2 separate regions of the Homo sapiens genome follow, and region 1 is linked to region 2. A link is a contact called in ENCODE Hi-C or POLR2A ChIA-PET data. All regions are on one chromosome and are shown on one strand. Each heading gives the region's core, a stretch centred on a gene start or an enhancer-like site at or near the end of the contact. The rest is flanking DNA. Distances are from core to core; before and after follow the strand shown. Region 1 has its middle 95 kb from the start of CRLF3. Region 2 holds the start of BLMH (bleomycin hydrolase).

Region 1 (4,611 bases), core at 396-2,895, 440 kb after region 2:
GTGGAAGTTGCAGTGAGCCAAGATTGTGCCACTGCACTCCAGCCCCGGTGACAAAGTGAGACTCCGTCTCAAAAAAAAAAAAAAAAAGGAGGTGGTGCCTCTGGCTGCCAGGAGAGCCTGGACATCGGAGGCAAAGGGGCCAGAGGGCACTTGGGGAGTGGCCAGGGCCCAGGACTAGAGGGGCAGATGCTGAAGACAGATGTGTGGACCAACACTGGGGTGTTCTGGAAGTATACACAGCCCAAAGACTTACTCTTGAACTGGATTTAGGGGTGAGAGAAAGAGGAGTCAAGGCTTTCAGCTCCTGGGGTTCTGGCTGGAGGGCCTGGAAGGATGGTGGCACCGTGCACTGATGTAGGGGCTTGTATTGGTCTGGTTGGGCTGAAGATGCCTTGGAGTTCCTGGTGGAAGTATACATGGCTCAGCGGGGGCTCCACTCTGGAGTCTCAGCATTCTAGGGTGCAGCCTGGGAGGAAGAGAGGGACTGCCTCTTCCGTGGGTGTCTTTGTGCCCTGACTGGCGCCAGGCTGTGCATGGCACCCTCTGATGGGGCCTGTGTTGGCCCAGCGTGTACGTGCACTGCTCTCCTTACCAGAACCCTGCAGAATAGCAGCGCAGAGGGAACCAGGGCCAGGGAGGTGAGGAGACCAGCTCAAGGTCACACAGGGCACGTATAAGGCAAAATTGGGATCTAGACCCATGTGGATTCGCTGCCCACACAACTTGGCATCGGGTGGCTTCCCTGCCCTTTTTTTTTTTTTTTAATTAAGAGAGGGTCTTGCTCTGTTGCCCAGACTGGAGTGCAGTGGCAGGATCATAGCTTACTGCAGCCTTGCAAACTCCTGGGCTCAAGTGATCCTCTTGCCTCAGCCTCCCAAGTAGCTGGGCACCACCACGCCAAATTAAAAAACAAAAAATTTGGCCGGGCGCTGTGGCTCACGCCTGTAATCCCAGCACTTTGAGAGGCCCAGGTGGGCTGATCACGAGGTCAAGAGATCGAGACCATCCTGGCCAACACGGTGAAACCCCGTCTCTACTAAAAATACAAAAAATAGCTGGGCGTGGTGGCGCATGCCTGTAGTCCCAGCTACTCAGGAGGCTGAGGCAGGAGGATCGCTTGAACCCAGGAGGCGGAGGTTGCAGTCAGCCGAGATCGTGCCACTGCACTCTAGCCTGGTGACAGAGTGAGACTCCGTCTCAAAAAAAAAAACAAATTTCTAGAGACATGTTGCCCAGGCTGGAGTGCAGTGGCACGATCATAGCTCACTGCAGCCTTGAACTCCTGGGCTGAAGTGATCCACCCACCTTAGCCTCCCAAAGCACTGGGATCACAGGCATGAGTCACCGTACAAATCCAGCCATTTTTACTTCCCCTAACCAGTTCCTCTGCTAGGATGCCTGTTGCAGTGTGAAAGAAAGCGCTTGGAGACCCTGGGAGGGGAGTACTCCTCAGCTTGGGGACACTGCCTCCACTGAACCTTTCTGTGGCTGGACAGTTGGAGAAATGAGGAAGTTGAAATAAGGAAGCCACTCCCCATCCCCAAAGTAACATGCTGGAAAATGATCTGAAAGTGACACCAGCCATGTCTAGTCACAGATGTGGGGGGAGATGCGGACGGGGGCTGGTGGCGGCTGGGGGAGTAACACGCTGTAAAATGATCTGAAAGTGACACCAGCCGTGTCTAGTCAGGGATGTGGGGGGAGATGCGGATGGGGGCTGGAGGTGGCTGCGGGGGATTTAGTGAAGAAGCTGGGGCAGTGGAGAGGGAGCTGGTATCAGGAGTGGGCATGAGAGGGGAAGCGGGCAGAGAGCTACAGGGCTGGAGAGGGGGTGTTCAGGGCTGTCTTGCAGATATTATCCTCCCATTTCCCATGTGAGGAGACTGAGGTCTGGACCAGGTGTCCTGCCCTGTGGGGATCTTTATTTATTGAGGGCCTGTGCCTATTTGTTTTATTTTATTTATTTATTTTTGAGACAGTCTGGCTCTGTTGCCCGGACTGGAGTGCAATGGCACAATCTAGCCTCACTGCAACCTCTACCTCTCGGGTTCAACCAATTCTTGTGCCTCAGCCTCCCGAGTAGCTGGGATTACAGGTATCTGCCACCACGCCCGGCTAATTTTTTGGTATTTTTAGTAGAGACGGGGTTTCACCATGTTGGCCAGGGTGGTCTCGAACTCCTGACCTCTGGTGATCCACCCGCCTCGGCTTCCCAAAGTGCTGGGATTACAGGCATGAGCCACTGTGCCCAGCCGTGTGCTGATTTCTAAGGGCCTCTCTCAAGAAGCTCGTGTTGATAAAAAGGTAATTTCAGGTGCTCACTTGAGAGCTGTGAATTAAAAACAGGGAAAAGATGGCGGGTGAGGGCAGCAGGCGAGGACTGTTTTGTTTGCAGGGGGCCAGGGTAGGTCACTCTGCTGCGGTGACCTTGCGGCTGAGCCCTGAACAATGAGCAGCCGCAGCCAACATGCAGGGATCCTGCTTGGGGGCTGGAACTGGAATGTTGAATGTTTCAGGAACAGGAGGGAGGACAGAATGGGGCTTGGAGAGCTTGGTGGCACCAGTTCACCCACAGCCTCTGGGCTCTAGTGAGGAAATGAGACCCCAGCAGAGACCAGGGGGTCAGTTAATGTTCGGATCAACATCATTATGTGGTCCCTTAGCTCTGAGTGAAGGGCGGATTGGGAGGCGGGCAAGGAGGCCAGGACAACATACAGGTGACATAGGATGGCGGCATGGGCCTGGGTGCTGTGCTTAGAGCCAGAAGTGGGCAGGTCGCGAGATACTTGAGAGGCAGAGCCCACAGGACTTGCTGATGGCTTCTGTGAGGGGGATGACAGGGAAGGTGAGGAATCAAGGCAGAGTCTCAGCTTTGGGATCTGAGATTCATTCAACAAATAATTCAGTGCCGCGTGCCAGGCCTATTCTAAAAGTTGAGGATATGAAGACAACAATGGTGATGGCCTCAAGCAGTAATCCCAGCACTTTGGGATGTTGAGGCAGGAGGATCTCTTGAGGCCAGAAGTTCATGTTCAGCCTGGGCAACATAGCAAGACCTCATCTTTGCAAAATAAAATAAATTAGCTGGACGTGATGGCGCATACCTGTGGTCTCAGCTACTAGGGAGGCCGAGGCGGGAGGATCGCTTGAGCCTGGGAGGTGGAGGCTGCAGTGAGCCATGATTTCACCACTGCACTCCAGCCTGAGTGACAGAGCAAGACCCTATCTCTAAAAAAAAAAAGTAAAATTTGGGGATGCGGCCACCATGAGCAAAACAGTTCAATGATCCCTGCCCCATGAAGAGGACATTCTATACACCAGGTGAATAGTTCCATCTGAGCAATGGCCTGAAGGAGCCGGCCATGTGGACAGTGGGTTGGCAGAAGCTACAGGTGGAGGAAGCGACAGGTGCAAAGGCCCTGGGGCAAGGCCTGCTGTGGTCCAGGAATAGCAGGAGTGGCTGGAGCAGACATGGGGTCAGGGAGCTAACTGGGCCAATTACAAGGGTTTTGGTTTTCAGCAGGGAAATGGTAATGGGGGCTCTGATGAGAAATTCCAGGCTGGACATAAGAGATTTGAAAGTGCTGGCTCAATGATGGTACTGAGAGCCCAGGACAGCCTGAGATGGGACAGGCTGGGATGACAGCTGGATGTGACAGAGCAGGGGTTCCCATGCTGGAGGGCCCGCCTCAGAGAATGTGTGTTTCTGGCCAGCACAGTGGCTCACGCCTGTAATCCCAGCACTTTGGGAAGCCGAGGCAGGCGGATCACGAGGTCAGGAGATCGAGACCAGCCTGGCCAACATGGTGAAACCCTGTCTCTAATAAAAACACAAAAAAATTAGCCAGGCGTGGTGGCGAGCGCCTGTAATCCCAGCTACTCTGGAGGCTGAGGCAGGAGAATCGCTTGAACCCGGGAGGCGCAGGTTGTAGGGAGACGAAATCGCGCCACTGGCACTCCAGCCTGGGCGACAGAGGGAGGCTCCGTCTCAAAAAAAAAAAAAAAAAAAAAAAAAAGCAAGGCTCGCAAAACACCGGATTCCTTCTCAGCTTTCTGAGCTGAAAAGGTATAGATCCTCAAGAAGAGAAGAGTGTATGTAAGTACTTCTCAACCAGTTTACCTCTCTGACCGCTCTTACGGTGTTTGGGGGCAAAAAACTAAGGATCTAGACTCTCTAAACCGCTCGCTGGGTCCTTCTCTCCCCACAATGCACCGGGGCCAGCAGGAAGGCCGCTCCGACCCCTAATTTTCCCGCGAATTCAGTTCAAAGAGGCGGCCGGGCCCGCGATCGGCAGCGCGCACCGGCCAACCAAGCCGCGCCTCCGCGAGAAGCGCCTCCGCGTGACTGACGGGGGAATCCGCGGGCCAACGGGCTGGGCGGCCCGGCGGTGCGCGCTCCCGCCGGCCAATCAGAGCGCCGGGCGGGGGAAGTGGGCGGAGCGAGGCCTGGGTAGGGTGAGCGGCCTCCGAAGCGGAGCGGGGCTCTGAGGAGACACTTTTTCTTCCTCCCTCCTTCCCTCCTCTCCTCCTGCCTTCCCTTCCCCTTTCCTCCCCTCTCTCCTCCTTCTCCCCTCGGTCAGCCGGAGCCTGCTGGGGCGAGCGGTTGGTATT
Region 2 (4,573 bases), core at 450-2,949:
ACTACACAACTCACATGCTATTTGGATCTTTTGTATGTAAAAGTGACACTGCAAAATGTGTAAGACCTGACCTGTTCCCTAACGGGTCACTGCAATCTAAACTATGTAGGACCACTGTGACATTACTAACTGGATCATCTGTAGCCTGAGAGCCCACACCACTCCAAGCACTTTCTTCTAAAGCAAAACATTAATTATTGTAAGGTCTTGACTTTTTCCTTAACATTTAAAAAATCAACTTTATTCAGGTATAATGTACATACAATAAAATGTACTCACGTTAAATGTGTGCTTTGTGAGTTCTAACCGACTCTAAACAAGCACTGATGTGCTTCCTGTCCGTATAGATAGACTGGGGGGTCGTTTTTAAGTATAGAAAGACTTTAAAAAATCCGTTTAGTACAATTTTGTTGTGAGAATGTGCTCCTTATTTAGATTGCTGGATATCCAATCTTTCACTATACCTGTTTTTTCTGAGAGTGGTGCTAGAAAGCAGATAGCAAAACGAGACTTCTTGACCAGCAAGGCATGAGAACAGAACTTTTTTCTGTATTACAAACTGATCTACTGGTGGGAACTGAGCCCATCAGCACATTAGCTTCAGTTGTAACCAAGAAGCATATTTAAAAGTAACATCTGATGACATTTTAATGTAATTACATTGTATCTTTTCTATTTCATAGTATAGGGCCTTCAGGGCATTTCTGGGGAGTCCTCCAAAGATATGAACATTTTCACATGTTCTGTTTTGTGACCAAGACCATACATCTCCAAGACACGGGCTACAAACCACACAGCATTGGAACATAATATAGTCAATTACACTCAAACGTATACTCATGGACATGTCACTTTTGTACTCTAACCGCATGTACTAACAAGCCACAGAACAGCAAAACAAACCACATGGGTAATGTTCTTAGACCTGCCTGTACCTGTGCCTCATTCTTTACGAATTTACGACCAGTTCTTTCAGTACGAATTTAAGACCACTCTTAAATAAGACACCAAAATGGGACGCTGTCAGGAAGGTCAAGGAACGTATGGGAGAAGTGGAAGCCCACACCTGAGCTCTTCTGGTTGGTGATTGGCTTGCCCTCCTGGGGCACGGCGTGCTGGAACACATGCTGCGCGCGCTGCACCGTGGCCCGCTTCAGACAGATGTCCAGCAGGTCGTGGGTGGTCCCGACATTCTGGGCAAGTACGAACTGGGGGTCGGAATTCAGTTTCTGTATCAGAGCAGCTACCTTCTCCGAATTCAGTCCTGTTGGGAGACCAAACAGGATTTTAACGCAAAAAGAGGGGGAAAGGGCTGATCTGGGGCTCCCGCGTCCCGAATCTAACTTCGTAAGCGCATCCTGGGGTGCCCGCTGCAGCGGGGAAACCCATAAGCGGCATCCTCCTCCAAGGAGCTGTCTCCCTCCAGGCCGATCCAGCCTGCCCCGAAAGCTCCCTCCCCGCCATCGCCAAGGGTCCCAGCCCCCGGCCTTCCCCGCCGCCGGGCCTCACGGGGACCGCGGAGCTCCTCCAGAGGACCGCGGCGGGGGACGGCGGCACCTCACCCGAGCTGCTCATGGCGCCCACGCTGCCCGGCGGGGTAACGGTAGCTTCCAGGGTCCTTGGGCGAGCGCCGGGATTGCGCTGCGGCTCGCTGCCTAGGGGGCCCGACCTGTCTCTCGCACCCGGAGCGCCGGAAAAAGGAAACCGGCTCGGCGGCGGCGGCGGCGGCGGCGGCGGGGAGGCTGAGGCTGGGAGAAACGGGGTCCGCGGAGGGACAAAACTCCCCCCTCGCGTTGCTGAGTCAGCGCCGTCGGGGCTGGCCCCGCCCGGGGGAGGGCCGACGGGGGCGGCCTAGCTGACGCGCTGGGTCCGCCAGCGCCCGGGGGCTGAGGCCGCGCCTGCCCCCGCGCAGGACCGCACAGATGGTCTGCGCGCCAGGGCGGCGCCGGCGCCTTCTCCCCCTAGGTTCCCGCCTCCGGGCCGCGCGGGCGCCCTCCCGGGATCAGGCCCGCTCCAAGGAGGGAGGCTGACGGGTTCCCTGTGGGCCCAGACCCCCAGTACTCTAGCATCGGGGAATCGTCCCCAGGAAGCCTTGTGAGAAGCCAAAAGGGAGCTCGAGGCGGGAGGGAGGAGCTGAGAGGTCCCATAATTAAGCGTCGGGCTTAGGACGGGTCGATATGTCACAAGGAATGCACCCGAAGGCTCTTCCTATAGGCTTCGTTTGCTGACCAATCACTGCATTCTCAATGGCAACTTGTTGCTTGGATTCTCATCAGAAGCAAATAATTGTCTTTGAGGGGGAATGGGAACCAAGCTCTTCCCCACCCACTCCAAAGCTACTACCAGAGTTCTACAAATAGACATCTGCTCATTTCAAGAACACTACCCATCTGGTCTTCACGGAGTCCACGAGTGGCTCCTGTATAGTCCAGCATGTCCCGTTGGGTTTAACTCAGGAGGATGACAGAGGCTAGCCGTATGCATCAATATTGTTTCGCCGAGTTCTCTACAAAACTAACTGATGCTCCCCCTCTAGGCTTTCAAGATAACTCAACAGTTTCCCAAAGTTTTGAGATTGTAAAAACCTTGTTTTTGTTGATTCCGTGTTTCATGCCCTGAAATCTCAGCCCTTAGTAAGATGCTGGGATAGAACCCACAGAGAGTAAAACAAAAACACTGAAACCCTGTATCTGCTATTCAAAACGATGAGGTTGAGTGTGTGTGTGTGTAACCTAGAATCTAGGTCTTCTTAGATTGAAAATCATCGCAGTTCTAAGGAACTCTGATATCTGGAAAAATCCATACTCAGGCACCAATCAGTCATTTGAGAAAGCACGGTTTCTATGTCCCTAGAGAGACTCGGCTAAAAATTGGGGCTATAACATAGCAACTATCTTAAGTGGGCCCATCAACCATCCTATTCTGAGGTTCTTTCAATATCTGAAAAAGAAGAGGCTGAAAATTATACAGAAAGAAATCACTGGTCCTTTCACAAAATGATGTTCAAGCATCCTGCCCAATTCAAGTCATAAATTTTTATTCAGTATCTAACATGTACTAGGCACTGGACAAACTGCTGATGACATAGAGACGAACAAAGCTTAATCTTGCCGTTAAGAAACTCAATGTAGTAGGAAAGAGATGCAAAACAACTTTTAGACTATCTGTAGTAGCATACCAATAGTGCTGTAGACTGTAGAAGCAATGAGGAGAGCACTGTCAATTAGGGCCAAAGGGTGCCTGAAAATAGAAGTGACAAGAGAGCATGATCTTGAAGAGTGGATGAGATTTTTACAAGTCAAAGAACAGGAGAAGGGCATTCAAGGCACCAGCGAAGGCGCAGTGAATAAAATCATGTTCAAGAAAGGGTGCATCATAATCGGATGTGGCTAAGAGCAAGGCATGTTTTGGGAGCAGAGGCAAGGTGTAGGACTGGAAAAGTTTTGTAGGTTTGGGCCAAGATATAAAGGGTTTTATGTTCAATGCCTGAGCATCTGGACTTTATCTTATGGTTAATTAGAAGACAAAATGGGTTTTGAAACAAAGGAAAAATATGCTCAAGTCTGTGTAAAAAAAGAAACCTGGTGGCAGTGGGGAGAGTAATTTGGAGGGGAGGGGCTCTGGAGATAGGGAAACTGGTTAGAAGGTTCTTCCAGTAGTGAACTTGGGAGAGGACAAAAGCCTTACATTGCGGAAAGGGAAGAGGCATTGATAATCTTGAAGTTTTCAGCGGAATAAGAAGATGGAAGGTGGTGTCATTAACCAAGAGAGGGCATACAGAAAAATAGGCATATTTGCATATTTGCAAGTGTGCAGATCTGAACTGAGTTTGGGCCATAGCAAAATTAGGATGCCCCACAGGACACCCAGGAAGAGAAGTTCAGGACGTAGATGAAAAGATGTCTAGAGATTAGATGAGACACATAGGTTCGAGGTGGAACAATGAAAGTCAGCAGGGTTACAGAGGGAAAGAGGATAGAGCAATAAAGAGATGAAGACCACAGATAGTGCCCTGGGCTGCAATGTGCAGTTGCACAGGGTGTTCATGGCACAAGGGCACCAGGCTGAGTGTGGTGAGTAGGGACTAAAATGCAGTCCAGGCTCTGCTTGCCAAGCCATGCACCCTGGCCCAGGCTGTGCACAGAGTATGATGTACCTTTCACTACTTTTTTTTTTTTTTTGAGATGAGTCTCACTCTGTCACCCAGGCTGGGGTGCAGTGGCATAATCTCGGCTCACTGCAACCTCCACCTCCTGGGTTCAAGCAATTTGCCTGCCTCAGCATCCTGAGTAGCTGGGATTACAGGCACGCACCACCATACCCGGCTAATTTTTGTATTTTTAGGAGAGACGGGGTTTCACCATGTTGGCCAGGCCGGTCTTGAACCCCTGACCTCGTGATCTGCCCACCTCGGCCTCCCAAAGTGCTGGAATTAAAGGCATGAGCCACCACGCCTGGCCCCTTTCACAACTTCTTATAAGGATGCCATATGGGAGTAGTATTAGCTCTGAAAATGATAATGTTTAAAGTATGGGTGAAGACAGAGGAGCCAGCAGAAATAGAAAGATCAGTC

The links. Hi-C counts contacts between places; a loop is a spot of excess contacts on that map. ChIA-PET counts read pairs that join two places held with the same protein, here RNA polymerase II (POLR2A). Pooled maps may share reads with other maps.
Region 1: a pooled map shows a loop between it and region 2 (6-fold over the local background). The contact joins the enhancer-like site here to the promoter of BLMH in region 2. A Hi-C loop is called at or near these places in 1 of 168 maps with a recorded cell type or tissue (chondrocyte), 1 of 37 single-sample maps with no recorded cell type and 5 of 50 pooled maps. POLR2A ChIA-PET finds 5 or more read pairs at or near these places in 2 of 52 experiments (Panc1 and activated CD8-positive, alpha-beta memory T cell).

Annotation. Positions count from the first base shown.
Region 1 is chr17:30,727,211-30,731,821 of GRCh38, forward strand. It overlaps the pseudogene SUZ12P1. Among named protein-coding and RNA genes, the nearest start is that of CRLF3, 95 kb to the right of the region's middle. RefSeq lists an enhancer at 4,389-4,611. Within about 2 kb of position 1,646, at least 5 of the 41 ENCODE cell types and tissues checked have a DNase peak (open chromatin) inside an H3K27ac peak, as active enhancers do.
Region 2 is chr17:30,290,245-30,294,817 of GRCh38, forward strand. It overlaps BLMH (bleomycin hydrolase), which reads right to left and starts at 1,700. Exons shown (of 12, transcript NM_000386.4): 1 at 1,563-1,700; 2 at 1,067-1,264. The coding sequence starts at 1,575. It overlaps LOC124903971 (a long non-coding RNA gene), which reads left to right and starts at 4,446. Exons shown (of 2, transcript XR_007065700.1): 1 at 4,446-4,573. RefSeq lists an enhancer at 921-980 and silencers at 1,431-1,500, 1,701-2,110.